2 separate regions of the Homo sapiens genome follow, and region 2 is linked to region 1. The links are chromatin contacts, found by Hi-C in ENCODE. All regions are on one chromosome and are shown on one strand. The core of a region is the stretch at or near the end of the contact, and the rest is flanking DNA. Distances in the headings are between cores, read along the strand shown. Region 1 overlaps LMCD1-AS1 (LMCD1 antisense RNA 1). Region 2 overlaps CAV3 (caveolin 3).

The links. A loop is a pair of places that touch in the nucleus more often than their neighbours do. Pooled maps may share reads with other maps.
Region 2: a map of PC-3 shows a loop between it and region 1 (15-fold over the local background). The contact joins two enhancer-like sites. A Hi-C loop is called at or near these places in 4 of 168 maps with a recorded cell type or tissue (MCF 10A, PC-3, PC-9 and 1 more) and 2 of 50 pooled maps.

Annotation. Positions count from the first base shown.
Region 1 is chr3:8,441,852-8,448,638 of GRCh38, forward strand. The region is part of intron 3 of LMCD1-AS1 (LMCD1 antisense RNA 1); the gene reads right to left. Among named protein-coding and RNA genes, the nearest start is that of LMCD1-AS1, 56 kb to the right of the region's middle. Within about 2 kb of position 2,625, at least 31 of the 41 ENCODE cell types and tissues checked have a DNase peak (open chromatin) inside an H3K27ac peak, as active enhancers do; they include PC-3 and PC-9, where a contact is called at or near this core.
Region 2 is chr3:8,738,516-8,745,037 of GRCh38, forward strand. All of the region lies in intron 1 of CAV3 (caveolin 3), which reads left to right. It also overlaps a transcript of OXTR not described here. Among named protein-coding and RNA genes, the nearest start is that of CAV3, 8.0 kb to the left of the region's middle. Within about 2 kb of position 3,181, at least 5 of the 41 ENCODE cell types and tissues checked have a DNase peak (open chromatin) inside an H3K27ac peak, as active enhancers do; they include PC-3 and PC-9, where a contact is called at or near this core.

The DNA.
Region 1 (6,787 bases), core at 1,375-3,874:
TTCTTTTTTCTTTAGTCAACATAGGCAAAGGAACACTTTGATGAGACGGGAGATACAGTGGGAGCCATCAGCCTCACTTTCTTACTCTAGTCACCAAGTGGTGCTCATCCAAAGGGGAGGAAATGGGGGATGCGGCCACTCAGGTTGCACTGCTGAGGAGTGTTGGAGCTGGGATGCTGCCTGACTCAAGAGAGAGATGGAGCCACAGACACATGGAGGCAAACTGAAGAAAGACAGATAAAGGAGGCAGCTTTTCAGGAATGCGACCCCGGGGTTGGGGAAGGTGGAGAAGAAGGGAGGGAAAACTTGAGGCCTTGCACTCAGCTTTGACAACAACCTCATTCAACCACTAGATGTCACCAAACACAAAACCCGTTAGAAACGGAGAAATGAAGCCAAGGAATCTTGATCCCAAAGAATTCCTGGACTCAGCCCTGGAAAAGTCTTAAAGCTAAGGAATGTGGCATGCAGATCACTCTAGGTAAAGCAGGACTGACTTTTATAACTGTCACCAAAGGAGACGCCACATCTCTGGTGTCCTGGCGCCTGCATCTCAAACACACAGCATCTTAGTTAATTCTCAGAACATGCCCGGCAGGGCAGGACCACCACTATCCCCATTTCACAGGTGGGAGCACTGAGGGCCCAAGAGGTTGTTACCTCCTCAAGTCCACACAGCTAGGAAGGGGCTGAACTAGGATTGCAGCCAGGACTCTCTGACTTTCCACCTGGGCTCTTTCATCTATACCATGACATCTATCCCAGGGACATGACCCGCTACCACCATTACAGAAACACCACAGCCACAGGTTCCAAGGCAGACCAGGGCATTTCTTTAGTTCATTAAACTCCATTATTCTAATATAATTACTCCTTGATTTTACAGCAGCAAATTATAATAGCCAGTAGTGGAGAACAGTAACCTGGATTGCCAGAAACAGCAGAAGGTTTTGGTTTGGGTTTGTTTTTTCACTTTTGACGTTTATTGTATAGGTTGCACTTCATTTGGGGGAGTCCGAGGGGGAGTGTTTTGTGTGGTTTTAAATCAACCTATTTAGCTTCTCAATGTCATTGGGCATTGGATAAAGATCTGAGTGTATATGTTGTCTGATACAGAAAGTGAGTGAGAATGTAGGTAGAAAAAAGAAAAACAGCACATGAAGAGATGTAGAAAGCTCAGCTAAGCTCAAACTCTCCCAGTGAAACACCAAAAGTACAGGGACAACAGTAGTTTGGAATGAAGCATTGCTCCTCATACAGCAGAAGAGAAACTGGAACATCCTAACATCAGCACCAAAGCAGTTTTCCATGTCCTCATTCCCTCATTCATGCATTCATTCAAATATTTACCAGGAGCCACAAACGTGACCAAAACATGCCCTTGCCTTTACAACTGCTCCCTGTGGTAGAGGAGACCTCTAAGCGAATAATCAGAATACAACACACTTAGTGTTATATCTGAGATACACACAAGGTGCTACTGGACAGATAAAACAGGGAAGGAAAAAGAAGACGTTAAACATGGGTTTAAAAGATGAATAGAAGTTCAAGTACAGAAGGGCAGCCAGGCAACAGGAATGAGAAGTGCAAGAGCACAGCATGGAGCAAAAGGGCAGGAGAAGGTCACAGGATGGCAAAAGTTTTCATGCATGTGAGGGACTGGGAAACTTGTAGGGTTTGGGAAGGTGGAGCAGGAAGAGGCAGGAAGGGTAGGCAGGGGCTAGATACAGAGCCACAGGCCCCTGAGCACTTGCGATGTGCTGGTCTGAACTGAGATGTGCTGTGGGTGTAAAATACACACCGATTTTGAAGACTCAGTGGGAGCAAATAAAGTAAAATACCTCATTAATATTTTTACATTGTTTGGCTGTTGAAATGATAATATTTGGGTTATACTGAGCTAAATAAAATATATTATTAAAATTAACTTCACTCATTTGTTTTGACTTTGTTAGTGTGGCTGCTAGAAAATTTAAGATGACATATATGGCTTACAATCACCTCCACTGGGCAGTGCTGGGCTCATTCAAGCATGAGAACATCGGATTCCATCATAGGGGTCTTGGGGCTCATCTGGTAGCAACAGGGAGTCACCAGAAATTCCAGAGCAAAGGAGCAATTCAGTCCGCTGAAGGTTTAGGAACACCTTCAGTGGCTTCAGGTTGGTGGGGTAAAGCAGTGGTCGGGGAAGGCACTCTGGGGGACATTAAGCTTCCTAAGTCAGGAATGTTTAGGTCTGAATAAAGCAGAGAAGGAAAATGTGGGAGAGCTATTTAAGAGAAGAGAAAATAATTGACAAATCAAAATCAGATTATTACACTACAAAACCATCACAGGATTCAATTACAGTCCTTTGTGGGGAAATGCCTCCTCCTCCATCCCCCCCACGTCCCCAACTCCCACCAGATCACATAGTGTAACCTTCCTGGCTGATGTAACACACAAAGCTGAAAAGATAGTTTTCAGGACACAGGAAAAGCAAGTGGCAATGCTTAAGAGAAGAACTTACTCCTCTTTCCTTGTTAAGGATCCAGGAGGCAAACCTAACCCCGCTGGGCCCCAGACAGCAATTCCTAACAGTGTGCTCTTTTATACCTTCCTTCAAGGCTGCTGACAGGAAAGGCCGTTGCCAAGGAAACAGGCTGAGCCAGGAAGCTGACTGGAGCAAACACAGACAGTCTCACGGCCGCTCTGTGGACAGAGCGGACCAGTTGGTAAATATTTCACCAGGCACATACCAGAGACGCAAAGCAAACAGTATGTCATCCCAGCGCTGGGCTGGAATCGTTCCACGAGGAAATGTTGAACTCAGAAGCTGTGCAGCTTCGTTCCCATGTTACAAAGGATGACCTCCCAATATGACAGGGCTTACAGTGGGGCATTGGGACACTTTGCTAGAGTGGGATTATAGCACTCTATATGTGCGAGTTCCACATCTGCGGATTCAACCAAATGAAAAATATTCTCCAAAAAATGTACAAATAATACGAATTGTAAAGTACATTAAATAAATAAAATATAAACTAACTACGTAGCATTTACATTGTATTAGGTATTATAAGTAATCTAAAGTACATAGGTTACAGGCAAATATGCTATTTTACATAAAGGACTTGAGCAGGAGCAGTTTTTGGTATCCGCAATGGCCCTGGAACCAATCCCCTTTGACTGTACTGAGCATCTCCCAGCACAGAGGCTATCAGTGCTGGTGGCAAAAGAGATGTCAAGGTACTCTGGAGAAAAGTAGAAAATCAGTGGGCAAGCTACTTCTCCTTCATGGCAGCCTCAATTTTGCTTACCTTTAAAATGGGTATAATCTTTTAAAGATTATGTAATAGGATGAGCATTCAATGGAATAAAATAGTTTAATAAATAAGATAAATGTGTAGTCGCCTCAATAAATGTTAGTTTCACTTTCCGCTCCAGTGTGTAACATCTAGAATTAAAGATATTCTGTGTACAGTTTGAATGCCAACTATTTAGATACAACACTTCTATTAAGTAAGCCTAAGTCTGTCTTAGCTTCCTCAGTATATAACACTGAATACAACCACAGAGGGATTCTTTTTGCTTTGTATCTTTTACGTGAATGGCAGGTAAGTCACATCTCCTGGATTTTTTACTGATGTAATTGATGATCTGGGCTCAAGTCCTGAACATGCAAACCATTCCAGTGAATTCCATTTTATTAGATTGAAGCCATAGCTCTAGCCTAGCAAGATCACTTGAAAGCTGTCCTCTGTCCTCAGGGAGCTTCATGTCTGGGGCAGTGGTTTTTAAAACGTGGTCTCTTGACCTCAGAATTAACTGAGGTGATTGGTTAAAAAGGTGAGTTTTCAGTCTTCATCTTAGACCTATTGAATCAGAACATCTGGAGGCAGGTCCCAGAAACTTGCAATTTTAGCAAACTTTCCAGTTTACACTCATGCACAATAAAGTTTGAAAAATCAATTTTCTTCATTATTTCTGCATTTTAGAAATTGGTCCTTGGACCACCTGCATTTGATGCCTGTTGAAATGCAGGTTTCTGAACATCATCCACATGTAAGGAATCATAGTCTCTGGACTCAAGAACCTGCCTGTGTAACAAACTCTCCAGTTGATTCTTACTCACACTAAAAGCTGAGAACCAATGGCCTAGTGAATCGTAAAGAAATACTCCTCAAACTTGGCATTGGTGTGCATAGGAAGTGCCTGGAGAGCTTGTTAAAGCAGAGATCGCTGAGCCCACCTCCAGAAAATCTGACTCACTAGGTTTGGGGAGGGATCCAAGAACTTATATTTCTAACAAGCTCCCAGCTGATGGAAATGCTGCTGATCCACAGATCACACTATGGGCAGTTGTGGTGTTAAACTCATAATAGTCTATATAGTTTTAAAAATACACCCATATCTAAAGAATCTATACAAATCCTATTGAAACAAAAATGGCCATGCCTTATTGTAACCTGGGAAAGGTTTGTGTATGCATGTGGTAAAATACACATAACATAAAATTTACCATTTTAACCATTTTAAAGTAGACAATTCAGTGGGCATTTAATACATACACAATGCGGAGCCACCATCACTACTGTCTAGTCCCAGAATTGTTTATCTCCCCAAAAGGAGACTCCATACTCATTCAGTAGCCACTCCCCATTCCTGCTTCCCCTCAGTCTCTGGCGACCACTAATCTGATTTTTCTCTCTATTAATTTGTCTTTTCTGGATATTCCACATAAATGAAATCATACAATATATGGCCTTTGGCATATGGCTTCTTTCACTTAGCAAAATGTTTTCAAGGTTCATCCATGTTGTAGAATGAACCAGTGATTTATTCTAGATCACCTTTTGTTTATCCATTCATCAGCTGATAGATGTAGGTTATTTCCACCTCTTGACTACTGTTAATAGTGCTGCCATAAACAATAGTGTGCAAGTTTTTGTTTGAACATCTGTTATCAATTCTTGGGGGTATACGCTTAGGAGTGAAATCACTAGGTCACATAATAAGTTTGTGTTTAACTTATTGAGGAATTGTCAAATTGTTTTCCACAGCAGGCTATACCATTTTACATTTTAGTCAGCAATGTATTAGGGTTCCAATTTCTCCACATACTCACCATCACTTGTGATTTTCCTTTTTTTATTATGACCATCCCAGTGAGTGTGAAGTATCATCTCATTGCAGTTTTGATTTTTATTTCCTCAGTGACTAATAACATTGGGAATCTGTTCACACCCTTACCGGCCATTTGTGGATCTGCTACGGAGAAATATCTATTCAGGAACTTTGACCATTTTTTAATTGGGTAATTTGTCTTTTTTGTTGTTGAGTTGTAAGTTAGTTATATATCCCTGATACTAACCCCTTATCAGATATGTGATTTATACATATTTTATAAATATTTACATAATTTTAAATAATCTATTTAAAATAAAATATTTTTAAATAATCTATTTAAAATAAAATATTTTTAAATAATCTATTTAAAAGAAAATATTTTTAAATAATCTATTTAAAAGAAAATATTTTTAAATAATCTATTTAAAAGAAAATATTTTTAAATAATCTATTTAAAAGAAAATATTTTTAAATAATCTATTTAAAAGAAAATATTTTAACTTCAAATAATCTATTTAAAATAAAATATTTTAACTTCAAATAATCTATTTAAAATAAAATATTTTAACTTTAAATAATCTATTTAAAATAAACTATTTTAACTTTAAATCATCTATTTAAAATAAAATATTTTACTTTAAATCATCTATTTAAAATAAAATATTTTAGATAGGTAAAATATTTGTAAATATTTTATCCCGTTGTCTTTTCACTGTCCTGATAGACCATACCTTTTTGAAGATTAATTAAATTCCAAGGCAATGACAGTTCTACAAAAGTTCATAACTGGCAAAGACTTGGAATCCGTGCTGTCAAAGTCTCTCAGAAAAAAAAAACTGAGGCCCAGAGAGCTACAGAGGCTGTTTCAGGGTCTCATGGGAACTCCCCAGCACTGGAAGGGCTTAGAGAACATTCAGTCCACTTCCCCAACACACAGTAAGCACATGCAAACACATACACACATATGATGCCATTTTATGTCTCGGATATTAAAGGCACTTGAAATACACTCTTAGAAAGTTGCCTCTTTTTAGAAGTCAAGGTGTAATGCATCTGCAGAGGTTAATGCATTCAAAGTTAGACTTTCAGCACTAGACAGTATTCCATTAAAAATCTAATGTCAGAGCTTACAAAGAGAAAGCAAAATAGGTACTCAGGGTGGATCTGGAATTTCTTCGATATTGGACATTTCCTTTAATTCAGAACCTATTTCTAAATTAGAGGTATACATTTATTACCTACTAGTGAAATGGGTTAATAACCACAAAGCAAGTGTCTCAAATGCAAACAATGACAAGGGCAAGGAAGTAACACCGAATGTCAAATCCAAAGGAGTGAAAGGTGATAGGCTTACAGTGTTTGTTTTACGATTAAGTGTATGATGAGTTCATGTCCTTTGTAGGGATGTGGATGAAATTGGAAATCATCATTCTCAGTAAACTATCGCAAGAACAAAAAACCAAACACCGCATTTTCTCACTCATAGGTGGGAATTGAACAATGAGAACACATGGACACAGGAAGGGGAACATCACACCCTGGGGACTGTTGTGGGGTGGGGGGAGATGGGGGAGGGATAGCATTGGGAGATATACCTAATGCTAGATGACGAGTTAGTGGGTGCAGCGCACCAGCATGGCACATGTATACATATGTAACTAACCTGCACATTGTGCAC
Region 2 (6,522 bases), core at 1,931-4,430, 300 kb after region 1:
GGAGCTGAACACCGTAAATGAGTGCCAGGTTAGGTGTCATGGGAGGTTAGGAGAGGAAGAATTACTTTCATCTGGAAAAATCAGAAGCCAGCTATATGGACAGGTGGTATCCATGGTGCATCATAAAAATGAGAAAAATTAAAAATGTGAAATGGAGGAACAAAGCTTTCCAAGAAGAAATGGAATAAGCAAAGGCTTTCCCAACACTGGGAAGAATGTTGGGCAGAGTTGGCAAACGTAAGAGGCTGTCATTACCACTGCCCCTTCCAGTGTTCATGGCAGACATGACAATGGATCACAGCACTGCTCCATGACTAATGGATCACAGCACTGCTCCATGGAAGCCATGCACCATCAGCTAGTCATAGTGGGTACAACAGATAACACTTCGCTGCTCTGTCTGCAGAAGAATAATGAACTATCGAAGAGGATTAGGACAGAGGATCTGAAAGGGAATTTGTGGGAGAGAAGGCAGGAAGGGCAGGTTGAAACTAAATAATAGAGGGTCATCCAATCCACCTGTCATTCCATATTGGCAATTCCTTCCTTTTGGAAATGTCTTGCCCTCTGTCAATGACCTCTAAGAAGAGCTGCATCAGACTAATTCACACTGAGGTATTACAACTTAGTGTTATGAGGACTCCTGGGTATCAACTGATCTAGAGTTTTTCAAAATGCAGTCCACTTTCCCAGGGTCCAGTGGTGGGGGCACTTACTAAACTGCAGATTCCTTGGCCTTGCCCCCAGAAGTTCTTATTCAGCTGAGCTGGTGAATGTTTACACTTTAATGTTTGAGCATAAAAGTTTCATGCTCAGGCCAGGCACGGTGGCTCACACCTGTAATCCCAGCATTTTAGGAGGCCAAGGCAGGTGGATCACCTGAGGTCAGGAGTTCAAAACCTGACCAGGCCAACATGATGAAAACCTGTCTCTACTAAAAATACAAAAAAAAAAAAGAGCCAGGTGTAGTGGTGGGTGCCTGTAATCCCAGCTACTCAGGAGGCTGAGGCAGGAGAATTGCTTGAACCCAGGAGGCAGAGGTTGCCATGAGCCGAGATCGCACCACTGTATTCCAGCCTGGATAACAAGAGCAAAATTCCTTCTCCAAAAAAAAAAAAAAAGAGTTTCACGCTCAAACTTGTCAGCTTGTCAGCAACCAAGTCCCATTCATCCTATAGAAGACACCTGGAGCCCAGAGTTATCCCTTGTTTTCCCTAAAGACAGACTGTATCAGTTATCAATTGTGAGTAACAAATCATTCCAAAACTTAATGGCTTAAGGAAACAACCATTTTTTTATTTCTCACAGTTCTGTGGGTGGGCAGGGCTCAGCTTGGCAGTCCTGCTGGTCCCACTGGGGGCCTCTCATGCAGCTACAGTCAGATGGTGGCTGAGGCTGCAATCACCTGGGGGCTCCACCGAGCTAGAACATCCAAGATGGTTCACTCATAGCCCTGGAGGACTGGCAGAGATGGCTGGGAGGCACAGCTGAGCTGTGGTGCTGGGGTGGCTGGCCCTCTATCTCCATGTAGTTTCAGGCCTCCTTATTCACATGGCCTCTCCATTAGTCTCTCGAGCAGCATTCAGCAGTGCATTTCTAATTCTGCTAGTCTCCAGAGCAGAGTATAAAAGTGGACTTCTAACATGGGGGCTCAGTGCTCCTAAAAGCAGAAGGTGCTAGGCTTTCTGAAGGCTTAGTTCTAGAACTGGCACAACATCCTTTCTGCCACATTCTTGTGGTTAAAGTGAGTCACAGGGCAAGCCCAGACTCAAGATGGGATGAGACTACCTGAGGACAAACACCGAGAAGCATGACTAATGGAGGGTCATCTTTGGAGACCAGCAAACCACCCACTGAAAGCTCGTGCACAGCCAAGCCCAGAGCTCCACCCAGGGTACTTCTATTCCTCCCTATTCCAATATGCACCAAATTTCTTGAAGGCAGAGATTGAGAGAGCAGAAGAGCGGATGGGAAGGGACAGGCAGTGAGGCAAAGATCAGGGCTTAGTGGATTGCTGAGGAGCTTCTTCTGGCAGGTTCTTCTCTCTCTGTCTCTCTCCTTGCAGCCCTCTGTTATCTCAGTCTCTTCCCAGCTCCTTTACATAAAACCAAGTCCTGTTATGCCCCAGCCCAGGTGTCCTAGGTCCCTTAAGGTAGACCTGGAGCTGAAAAGAGAGGCTGGAGGGAACTAGGATGGGGGTAGATATATGGTCCTACCTAGGATGCTCTCAACTCCTAGAGCACCCTCCTGAAGGAGGAGTCACAGATGTTCTCAACTCCAAGCTCCAGATGATGCCTGGCCACCTCCTCCACCCATCAGAGCCAGCCTATGCTGTGTTCTGGCCTCAGGCCCTGCTGGGGTATCTGGCCCCTTCAATCACCCTGCTGTCAGGCTGACCTGAGCGTCACTCTGCCAGTCCCTTACGTGCCATGTGAAATAACACATGTAAGATACATGGCCCCAAACTGACATGCATAAAGGGCCATATACATCGTGGGTGTTACCATGGTTATCCCAGATTGTACACAGTTGTATTCTTTTGTTGCTACCTTTTATAACAAAAGATGCAGAGCTTTGTCATTTTTACAGTTTTTGCAGCTATCACCTCATTTTACTTCCTACTTTGTAGGCCAGTGCCTCTAAAACTGAGTGAAGGACCAGTTTTAATATTATTATTCTAATCCACTGCACAGCTATACTTTTGCAAAACGCAACAAAAATTAATCACTGGAAAAATGAAATGAAAACAGCCGTACAGTTACAAGCACCAATGTTTATTGTTAGATTCAATAAACATAAAATTACTGCATCAAATTTCTATGAATATTTCTAAGCACTCTCAACTTCTATAATTACCTTGTTGGGAGACAGGACACACTGATTGTGAACTGCCTTTTAAGTAGCAAGGTAATAGGGGAGGAAGCTGGGATCTGGCAAAAGCTAAGCCTCTCACTTGGGTTTTCTGACTCTGAAGCTAACTCCGTGTCATTACAGATCTTGGCCCAATCGTCTCTGTGTAGAGTTGAAAAAAGAAAACAAACAAACAAAAAACCTAGGATCTCAGAGAGGGAAAGTACCATGCCCCAAATCATACAGTAACTCAATGGCCAGTGGATACTGGGACCATATACCTCCCCACCCTGCTAAGAGCTATTTCCCCACCCACAGATATCCTATTTGAATTGTCCAAGGTCCTGGATGCCTACGGACTGAGTCATGCAGGACTCTGGGGGAGGTATTTTCGACCCCGGGTGACTGTTGTCCTCCCCCGCATCCTCAAGCAATCCCCCGCCCTGCTATCCTACACCTTCCCCGCCCTCTCAGAGACTGCGGGGACTGCGCTGGCTGGTTTCAATTAATCAACTGGGTCTCTTGCTGTTCCAAAAATAAATATGCCACAGAAGGGGACACCGACAGAATGTGCACCATCGTTCCCCCTTCCTCACCCTCCAGCCCCTCTCTCCAACTGCACACAGTGTCCTGAGCCTCAGCACGCAGATGCAGGCTTTCAGCCCACCACCCTCCAAGAAAAAGCCATCTCCTCTCTTCTGGAAAGGAATTAAGAAATGAAGTCACCGTATGCTTGTGCTGCATGGTACAGCTGCCTAGAGCTGCCTGAGCCGGGCCTTATAAATATCTCCCCAAACTAGCATGCTGTGGCCAAAGCTCTCTCAATGCTCAAATCTGAGCTAGGGGAACAGCTGCCTCCTCCAAGCCCAGCCCAGCCCTCTGAGAGCATGTTTTCTGAGATTCACAGAAAATAGAGCACTTGCCCCACACACAGCACCCAAAGGCAATCCCTGGAAATAATTCAAATGTTAGCACCAATGGCTTCTGCAAACACCAAAAAAAAAAAAAAGAAGAAGAAGAAGAAGAAAGATAATTAAAAGACACATACAGAAGCCATTGGCGGTAGGATTATTACTGTAAGTACTGTACTTACTACTGTAAGGAAAGGAGGACTCCATCCGTCTTATCAGCACAGACTGAGACACACGCAGACTCATTTATAACTAAGTAGGCTGGAGAATAATCCGGGATGTCAAAAGAATTTCTCAGATGTATTTTCGAGGAATCTTCAGAGCACCTGAAGGAATAATTACCATCACTGAGCAATATTACCATCACAATAGCCAGGCATTGTGCTAAGCACTGCTCAAGAGGTAGTGTGCCTGGGCAAAGTGGGTAATCAATCAGTATTTATTTGGATGTGTGGGTGGGTGGATGGATGGATGGATGAAAGGATGGATGGATAGATGGATGATAGATGAGCAGGCAGATAGGTGGATAGATGGATAGATGAATGAGTGGATAGATGGTGAGTGTCAGTCTGTTTTTCATTGCTATAAAGGAATACCTGAGACTGGGTAATTTATAAAGAAAAGAGATTTATTTTGGTTCATGGTTCTACAGGCTGTATAAGAAGCATGGTGCAGGCATCTGCAGCTGGTGAGGCCTAAGGAAGCTTCCAATCATAGCAGAAGGCAAAGGGGGAGCTGGCATATCACATGGCGAGAGAGGGAGCAAGAGAGCTGCCGGGTTCTTTTAAACAACCAGGTCTCATGTGAACTAACGAGCAAGAACTCACTCATGACCACAGGGAGGGCACCAAGCCATGGTGAAGGGTCCGCCCCCATGACCCAAACACCTCCCACCAGGCCCCATCTTCAACACTGGGGATCACATTTCAACATGAGATTTGGACGGGACAAACATCCTAACCATCTCAGTGGGTTGTGGATGTATGGATGAATACATGAAAGAAAAATGATCTCAGTCAGCAGGATCCAGGCCCTGGGGGTTTGACTAGAACCTCCATAAACATGGGGAGTGAATATGACTTTTCCATCCCTGTTCCAATCCCGAAGTCCCCTAAATTCCCAGCCAGCCACCACCTCCTGGAAGCCCTCCAAGAAGAAGTAACATCCTTCCTGAGAAGATGAGGCCCATTTTCTTCCTCTCCTCCCATCCACAGGGTTGCATAAGAGATTAAGTCATCTCTGATGAAACCTGCAGCAGAGAAAGCTGGGGGCCAAGATTATACAAGGAAGGTCCTGGGAGGTCAGCTTTTCCATTTCTCCTGCAGCCCAGAGTCTCACCCTGTAAACTGTGCTGCCTGCTGACACACCACCCCGAGTGAGGCCTCATCCTCAGGGATCCCCAGCCTCAGAGCACAGGGGGATCAGGGACCTGAGGTGGGGTGCAGGAGCTCAGAAGCTAAAGTCACATGAGAAAAGAGGGCCCAACACTGTCTGAGCAACATGGTTCTAGTCACTTCTTTCCCCAGAAAATATTGTACTGGAAAGAAATGCACCAAAACAATCATATCTTTAGTAATAGAGAAGTACAAACCCAAGACTCTTTTCTTTTTTCTATTCTGTTAATTCTCTGTGATATGGCCATTTTTTTTATAATGAAAGTAATTTTAATATTGGTGATGCAATAGAGGAGAGGATCCCCTCCCCATAACCAAGGCGGGAAAGGGACTAACTAACCAGGAAGATTGAAGTTGGAGCCTCAGCCCTGCAGGCCACCACACAGGCCCCTCCTGTTGATCTGATTAGTCTGTACCTGCATCCACCCCCTTTTAATTTGAATGGCCCAGGAGCACTGCTAGAAAGAAAACATCTCAGAACAGTTTCAGGCATTAGCAAACAGCTCTGCAACCTCCCACTTGGCGGGCTGTACTGGTAACAACCATGGGGAGACCAGTCATGAAGCAGCTAATTTGGTTCACTGCTGTTTAATTGACCAGTGGAATTTTTTTTTTTTTTTTTTTTTGAGATGGAGTCTCGCTCTGTCACCCAGGCTGGAGTGCAGTGGCACAATCTCGGCTCACTGCAAGCCCCGCCTCCCGGGTTTATGCCGTTCTCCTTCCTCAGCCTCCCAAGTAGCTGGGACTACAGACACCCGCTGCCATACCCGGCTAATTTTTTTTTTTTTTTTTTTTTTTTGTATTTTTAGTAGAGACAGGGTTTCACTGTGGACCAGTGGATTTTACAGCCTCCCATCCTTTCATCCTCATGATACCACTGGAAGACGTTCATTGACTCCATCTTACAGACAAGACAGCTGAGGCTTAGTGATGCTAAGTGACATCACCCATGTGTAGGCAGCTAGGAAGGTGCTTCATGCATAGCAGGGCTCGAGAGAGCTTAGGTAAGCGATGTGAGGAACCTCTGCCTGTTCACCATCCAATCCACAGGTGCTCAGTAAATTGCTGTAGGATGCATACGACCGTCCAACACCCTTCAGATCATAAAACAATAGAATTTGAGAGCTGCGACTATAGCACTGCCACTAAGTCACTGTTGGCTTTAAGCAAGTCGCTCACCTTGAGGGGGTTGAACGAGCGTGTTGTGTTGGTCAGCGGTGCCTAGGAACAGCAGCAGCTTGGGCTCAACAGGGAGCTTGTTAGAAATACAGAGCCTTAGGCCCCACTCCAGACTTGGGGAGTCGGAATCCCTGGGGCGATGATATGGTCTGGATCTGTGTCCCCTCTAAACCTCATGGTGAAACATA